3 separate regions of the Homo sapiens genome follow, and regions 1 and 2 are each linked to region 3. The links are chromatin loops, found by intact Hi-C in ENCODE. Cell type or tissue: dorsolateral prefrontal cortex. All regions are shown on one strand.

Region 1 (2,500 bases), 130 kb before region 3:
TGCATGTTGCTTTCCCAGGACAGGGAGGGGCTGTGCAGGCCCATGCTCACTGTTTCTTGGTTTCTTCTGCTTTAGGGAAAGCTGTGTGTTGCTGAGGCCGCAACTTGGGTATGAACCTAGGTCAAGATACCTAGTACCCACAGGGGTCAGATTCTAGTCCTTGGCCTCTCTGAAGCTAAATAAATGTGATTAATTGAACTGACTCAAAACAAATGGTTTTGCAAAATCTTGGAAAACAGTTCCATTCCTTTTGGTAGGTCAAATACTTCTCCTGTAATCCCATTTCAATGCTAGAGAGTTACTTTATCATGTTATATATGTGAGCTGTCATTTATAGAAAAATGGGAGAGCAGACGCAAGTAAAAAAGGGAGGATTCCTGATGTCACCCCCTAGAAATAACCAAATGCTAATGTATTAATGTGTATTTCTTCACATTTTCCAATGGACGTATATACATTAAAATATGTGTTTTTTGCTGGTGGCTCATGCCTGTAATCCCAACACTTTGGGAGGCTGAGGCGGGGGGATCACCTGAGGTCAGAAGTTAGAGACCAGCCTGGCTAACATGGTGAAACCCCGTCTCTGCTAAAAATACAAAAAATTAGCCGGGCGTGGTGGTGTGCGCCTGTAATCCCAGCTACTCGGGAGGCTGAGGCAGGAGAATCCCTTGAACCCGGGAGGCGGAGGTTGCTGTGAGCCGAGATTGCGCCATTGCACTCCAGCTTGGGCAACAAGAGCGAAACTCCATCCCCCCCAAAACAAAACAAACAAACAAACAAAAACATGTTTTTTGCAAAAACTGAAATATATAATACATTATGTTGTATAATTCATTTTTATCACTTAGCAATACATTACGAGCATTTTTCCAAGTCAATAATTATGTACCATTTCAATAGGGGCATAGAATTCCATTGCCTAAATCTATATAATTCCATAACCAATTCCTTAAGATTGAACATTTGCCCCCCCCCACCCCCACCCCCATGTTTTATGATCATAAGCTACATCCCCGATGGGCATCTGTGAATGTCATCTTCTTCTGTAGTTGTCTTTATTGTTATTTCGCTTAGCCAGTTAGGTGGAGATGACAGATTAAACTCAAACCAGCTCTGTTCAAATCATGACAAATTTCATTTTATAAAGGGAGGAGATTAACCAGGCCAGTTAGCTTGGAACTAGGCAATGTTATATACTCTGTAGTTTAAATAACTCACTTCTTCCCTTAGTAGCATCTGGATGCTTCCAGCAGGGGGCGCTGTGAGCCAGAGCCTCGTCAGGCGCGGACGCTCTCAGATGCCTAATTCCGTGGTGGGTTGCAGTCCCCTACCTGGGGCCCTAGCTGTCTCACTGTCTGTTGGCAACTCCAGTTCTTTCTTTATTTCCTTATTATTATTATTTTTGAGACAGAGTCTGGCTCTGTCGCCCAGGCTAAAGTGCCATGGTGTAATCTCACCTCACTGCAGCCTCAACCTCCTGGGCTCAAGCAATCCTCCCACCTCAGCCTCCTGAGTAGCCGCAATTACAGGCATGTGCCACCATGCCCCGCTAATTTTTTAAATTTACAGTAGAGATGGGGTTTCCCTATGTTGCCAGGCTGGTCTTGAACTCCTGGGCTCAAGCGATCTGCCTGCCTTGGCCTCCCAAAGTGCTGGGATTATAGGCATGAACCACCGCGCCTGGCTTCTTTCTTTCTTTTCGCTTTCTCTCTCTCTCTTCTCTTTTTCTTTCTATTAATTCAATTATGCTCACTTACATCTACCCTGGACCAGTTCTCTCAGATTCTGCTAAATACACTTATCAAGGTAGCAAAAGCTAGAGTACTATTGTGGCAATTATCCTAATACCTTTTAAAAGTTTCACCATTTTAAAGTTTTTAGCATTTAAGATTTTCCTTTGAAACCTCCTTTCATTTAGGGAGTACAGTGTTAGCCAAACTAATGATATACAGGTGGCTGTCCTGTGGCCATGAGAGGTGTGGATATACCAAACAGAAACATGTCCACTGTTCGGGAAAGATGTTGGTTCTGGTAATGCCTCTTAGTATTGGGCTCTGTTAATTTTATAGATCTTAATTCTTTTCTGCTCCCCTGACTTAGAGACATGATTTGCTTAAAATGCAGGTAACAAACATCAGAGTCGATAGGAGCTTGCCTTGTGGGAAGGACTGATGTGATTTGTGGATGGAGATGATAGTGATGAATTTCCTAGTTTTCACTGGGCTGTTTTTCTTTTCACGGGTAGTCATTTTTGATTTGCGCAGCGCTCCTGTGCGGCAGGCGTGGTTATTATCCCATTTGATGGGGAGGGAACTGAGGCTCCGAGAACTCACACACTTGCCTCAAGGTTCATTTCTGGGAAGCAGCAGGGCTGTGGCTTGAACACAGGGCCGTGCACCTCAGGGTCTTTGCACCTGCCATGCCCCCTGCCTGGATATGCCTTTACTTCTCTCTGCAAGAGAATTCCTTTCCATCCTTCCAGTCTTGACTAGGACGTCAG
Region 2 (2,500 bases), 50 kb before region 3:
GATGAATGGATGGATGGGTGGGTGCACAGGTGGGTGGGTGGGCGGGTGGTCTAGCTGGAGGCAGTGCAGCATGATAGGAGTGCAGGTTCTGGCATCTGACTCCTGGGCATCTGACTCTAGGAACACAGAACCTGGCTTTTCATCTTCTCTTAGCTGTGTGGCTGTGATCAACAGACTCAACCACCATGTGTCTCGGATCGTGTCTCAGGTCAGGTTCCACAGAAGCAGGTCCTGAGACAAAGACTCACATGCTGGTGATTTCCACCCAACCCGCCAAGAGAGTTTTACTCTGTCACCCAGGCTGGAGTACAGTGGCACAGTCACAGCTCACTGTAGCCTGGAATTCCCAGGCTCAGGCAATCCTCCTGTCTTAGCCCCCTGAGTAGCTGGGACCGCAGGAGCACACCACCACACCTGGCTTATTTTAAAATTATTTGTAGAGATGGGCTCTCCCTAGGCTGGTCTCGAACTCCTGGGCTCAAGCGATTCTCCTGCCTCGGCTTCCCAAAGTGCTGGGATTACAGGTGTGAGCCACCATCCCAGGCCACATGCCAGTGATTTATGAAGGAAGTGCCACAACAGAAACTGGCAAGGGAGTGTAGGAACACAGTGCGGATGGGTACAGTTTTAGGCCAAGTCCCAGGCCTGGCCTCACCCCATTGGGAGCTGTGAAGGGCGAGTTATGCCTCTGCCTTGTCCCACCAAAGGCTAGAACCTCCTGCCTCGCACTTGCCGGTTGCCTGGGGGTGAGAACGTTTCCAGGCACTTCTGGTCTTGCGTGTCCAGGCAAAGCAGCCCAGGAGCCCAGACCTGGCCTTCAAAAATCTGTAGGTGCTGGGGGTTATTGAGGAAGCCCCAACACTGAGGGAGGGGGGCACCACACGGGGAAAACGGGTCTGAGGGGATCTGGGTGGGTACCACATTGTTGGCTACAATTTCCCCTTCTGCAAAATGGTGAGCGCAAAATGCTGAGCGCAAGCAAATTGTTACAAGGATGAAGTGAGGGCAAAATCTGAGCACAGGGCCCGGGGGCAGGTCAGCGGTATCGCTGGCTCACACTGGGCTATTCTTATCCTCCCACAAGGTCCTCTGGCTCTCATTAAATATTTGTTGAATGAATTAACCAGCTTTCCTACTGGTTTAACTGGGTTCATGGGACCCGCCCCTGTACCGCCCAAACTGTTGATCAAAAGTCCCTTGGTGTCCAGGCTGGCTGGTAAAAATGACAGCCAGACCCAATGCAAAGAGCCAGCTGCGGCATCCAGTCCCATCACCATGGGAGCTCCCCAGGCTTCCCGGGGTGGGCGCCTGAATGTAGTCATTGTCCCTGGGTTTTGGCTCCCTTCAGGTTCACTGGGGCCAAGGCACTCTGCCGCCTCGGGCCAGGGCTCTCTTGTTCATTCAACACAGTAAACATTCCATTCAAGCCCCTACTATGTACCAGACACACTTCCAGGTGCTGGGAATAAAGCAGGAAAGATAACAGATCTCAGGGAGCTGGCAGTCCAGGGGGGGCACGGGCAAAAAGCAAACAGACCAAGTCAGTGGTAGAAGGGCTTTGGGGGAAAATAAAGCCGAGTAAGGAATGGAGAGAGACAGAGGTGTGTTTACCTTTGTATTTTCAAATAATTACAGATTTCCAGGATGTGGTCCAGGGTACTCTTCACTTGGCTTCTTCCCATGGTTACATCTTACATAACCACAGTGCCAAATCTAAGCCAGGAAACGTGTGCAGCTACAATGTGAGCACAGCAGTCCCTTGGTATCCACGGCGATTGGTTCCAGGACCCTGTCTCCCAGGACAGCAAAATCCCAGGGTGCTCAAGTCCCCCAGTCAGCCCTCCCAGTATCCGCAGGCTCCTCAGAAACCTCAGACGGAGGGAGGGCCACTGTGTGTGGTTTCTGAGTCATTTTTTCACTGTATAGATTCATGCAGCCACCCGTACAGCTAGGGAAGAGAACGATTCCATCACGCCTAGGTCCGCCTTGCACAACCTTTGTGGTGACATCCACACCACCCCTAACCCCAGCATCCACTCATGTGTTCTCCTTGTCTATAATCTTGTCATTTCAAGCATGGTATGAAGGAGAATCACACGGTATGTGACCTTTTGAGATCTGAATATATTCTTCACCGGATTCCCCAGGTCTGTGTGTTCTCTCTCCCCCTCCCTTTTCCTCTCCTCTTCCCTCTCCTTTACCCTGAAAATCTTCAGGGTGCATTTTCAGAAAAAAAACAGGGACATTCTCTTACATAACTAGAGTCCAGTGATCAAAATCAGGAAGTTCACACCAGACAATACAATTCTCTACAGACCTTATCCAAATTCACCAAATGTCCCACTGATGTCCTTTACAGCAAAAGAGAAAGACCTTTTTTCCCCCAATCCAGGATCTGACCCAAAACTGCAAGTTGCATTTGATTACCATCAGGGAGCTCTTTAGTCTCCTTTTTTATTTATTTATTTTTTGAAATGGAGTCTTGCTCTTGTTGCCCAGG
Region 3 (2,500 bases):
CGGCCAACATGGCGAAACCCCGTCTCTTCTAAAAATATAAAAATTAGCCGGATGTGGTAGTGGATGCCTGTAATCCCAGCTACTGAGGAGGCTGAGGTGGGAGGATTGTTGGAACCCAGGAGGTGGAGGCTGCAGTGAACTGAGATTGTGCCACTGTGCTCCAGCCTGGACAACAGAGTGAGACCTTGTCTCCACAACAACAACAAAACCAAAGTGAATTTCAGATAGATAAACAAGAAGCAATTTCTAGTATAAGTGTGTCCCAATACAGTGGACGTGCTTATACTAAAAACAAAAAGTTCCTTGTTTTTCTGAAATTTAGATTTTACTGGGTGTCCTACTGTAACCTGAGCCCAAAGTCACATAGCTGTGAGGAGCAGTGCAGAGCAGTGCAGCCAGGGAGCTGCACCCAGAGCCCCTTCCCTTGCTAGCTGCTGCCATCGGTGCTGGCGCGGTGCTGAATGAATGGCACACAATCAAATGCCTGGAAGCCACTAAGAAGGGGAAAGAAAAAACTGCAATTGACATGGCTCCAAGTTCCATTCTAGAAGTCGGCAGTCCCTGCCACCTTTGCAGGACCAGTTCAGAAAGGCTCAGTGAACAGGCAGAATTTTCCAGGTGCCTGAGGGCATTTAGATGGCCTTAGATCCCCTTTTCCAGCCTTTTGCATGCTCTTGGCCCCATCCCTGACATCCCCTTCTTCATTCTCTGGCCCCTGGGCTGCCCCAGGCTTCAACCGCCTTCCTATTGGCTCTGTGTTTACAGCTTCCTCCATTGGTCGATTCCGGAACCAATCACAGTCCCCTGGGCAGCATCCTCTGTCTCCACTCTCCTTGAGGTCCCCTCCCTGATCAAGGCTCAGTTCTCAGTGTTCTGGGAATGTTATTCATCGATGCGTTTTGGCAGCAAAATAGGCTTCTGGGTATGTAGGTGGTTCTGGCTAGCCCAGAAGCTTCCTAAAACTGCAGGGCTGAGAAGAGGCAGTGGAGGCTCCCGGAAGTTGGGGTTCAGGGAAGGAGGCCGAGACATGGGCTGTGAGGGAGGAGCTCCCCTCTGCGGCTGGAGATCTCTTTGCTCTGCCCTGGCACCCCTTCCACTAGGACCCGCTCCCCCACTTCCCCTGGTTATCCTCCTTCCTCGTTCCCCTCTGCTCTGTCGAAACCCACCGTGAACATCTTCCTTCTCACCAAGGATCCTCCTCCAGCCTCCAGCCAGGGTGTTCCCCAAAATGAAATCTCTTAAATTTCTTGAGAGCAGAGGACCTGCTCATTCATCTTATAGCTTGTCGGTTCAGCAATGCATCTGTGGGAATCCTTGTAGGACTGGACGGGAGCTCCTGACGGCTGGGTTTTCCTGCCCTTGCGTATACGGGTTCTGTCTGCTCTCCCTTATTAATTCCTTACATGTGTTGAGTTCCTCCTGCATGCCAAGTGTTGTGATTCTCCTATCTTTCCCCCAGTGACAGGGAACTCATCACCTCACAAGGCAGCCCTGTTCCTCTGTCTCAGGAGTCTCACCATTAGGAATTCTACCTTAGCACGGCGTAAGGCTCTGGACGGGATGGCAGGGAGGCACTAGGCTGGTGCTCTGAGGAGGTGGCATCTGGGCAGAGATCTGAGTGAAATGAGACGGAAAGCCATGTGAGGATGTGGATGGAGGGCGTCGCTGGAGGGCAGGGTGCAGAGTCCCTGAGGGGACAGGAGCCTGGCAGCCTGGGAATCAAGGTGCCCAGACCAGGTGCATTATTATTATTGTTATATTCTGGGATAGGGTTTCTCTGGTGTCCAAGCAGGAGTGCAGCGGCATAAACACGGCTGACTGCAGCCTCAACTTCCCAGGCCCCAGTGATCCTCCTGCCTTAGCCTTCTGAGTAGTTGGGACCACAGGTGCACCTCACCATGCCCAGCTCATTTTTTCATTTTTTTGTAAAGATGGGATTTTGCTGTGTTTCCCAGGCTGGACTGAAACTCCTGGGCTCAAGCAGTCCTCCCATTTCTGCCTCCCAAAGGGCTGGGATTACAGTGTGAGCCTCTGCACCCAGCCCTTGTTGATATTGTAACTCTCTTCCTTATCCTGATCTTTGGTCTGCCTTCTGAATCCGGTTTTATGTGTTTGCATTTCTTTTCAATCCTCTGTAACATGAGCTACCATGAGATGTCTCTGAAATGAAAGGGCAGATATATAAAATAAAGTAAAAATCTTCTCAGGAAGTTTTGGGAACGGCTGTTTTAGAGAGGGACATCATTGGAGTCCCTAGAGGCTGTTACAGGAGCAGGCTGTTACTGAGTTTGGTGACTGGGATGTGCAGGATTTGGGGAGCTGGTGTGGTGAGAGAGGATCCTTGGCCGTCCTGAGCCAGGACTGGCATCTTGCCGAAAGTCCCGGCCTGGAGCGTCATGGAGATGTGGAGAGGCGAGACCAAGAACTCAAAGGCAGGGCTGAGGCCGGTGTCTTCAGGGGGTCAGTACTGGGACCTGGGAGGGTCAATTGGGTGGAGTTC

The links. Peaks named below come from ENCODE experiments on the same cell type or tissue, not always from the same donor. Only the 100,000 strongest peaks of a DNase experiment are listed, where the experiment ranks them.
Region 1: a loop joins it to region 3, with 11 times the contacts of the local background. A loop is called at or near these places in 7 of 110 quality-filtered maps.
Region 2: it touches region 3 in a loop (6-fold over the local background); 7 of 110 quality-filtered maps call a loop at or near these places.

What each region holds. Positions count from the first base shown.
Region 1 is chr16:84,276,170-84,278,669 of GRCh38, forward strand. No RefSeq gene overlaps it. Among named protein-coding and RNA genes, the nearest start is that of WFDC1, 17 kb to the right of the region's middle. In dorsolateral prefrontal cortex, CTCF peaks have their summits at 1,259 (motif pointing right) and 1,472; a DNase peak (open chromatin) is centred at 1,272; H3K27ac peaks cover 68 bases.
Region 2 is chr16:84,355,565-84,358,064 of GRCh38, forward strand. No RefSeq gene overlaps it. Among named protein-coding and RNA genes, the nearest start is that of ATP2C2, 12 kb to the right of the region's middle. In dorsolateral prefrontal cortex, no CTCF peak of the experiment used is centred here; DNase peaks (open chromatin) are centred at 1,287 and 1,877; H3K4me3 peaks cover 598 bases; H3K27ac peaks cover 2,201 bases.
Region 3 is chr16:84,405,728-84,408,227 of GRCh38, forward strand. The region is part of intron 3 of ATP2C2 (ATPase secretory pathway Ca2+ transporting 2); the gene reads left to right. Among named protein-coding and RNA genes, the nearest start is that of ATP2C2, 38 kb to the left of the region's middle. In dorsolateral prefrontal cortex, a CTCF peak has its summit at 1,044; DNase peaks (open chromatin) are centred at 784 and 2,393; H3K4me3 peaks cover 1,324 bases; H3K27ac peaks cover 1,808 bases.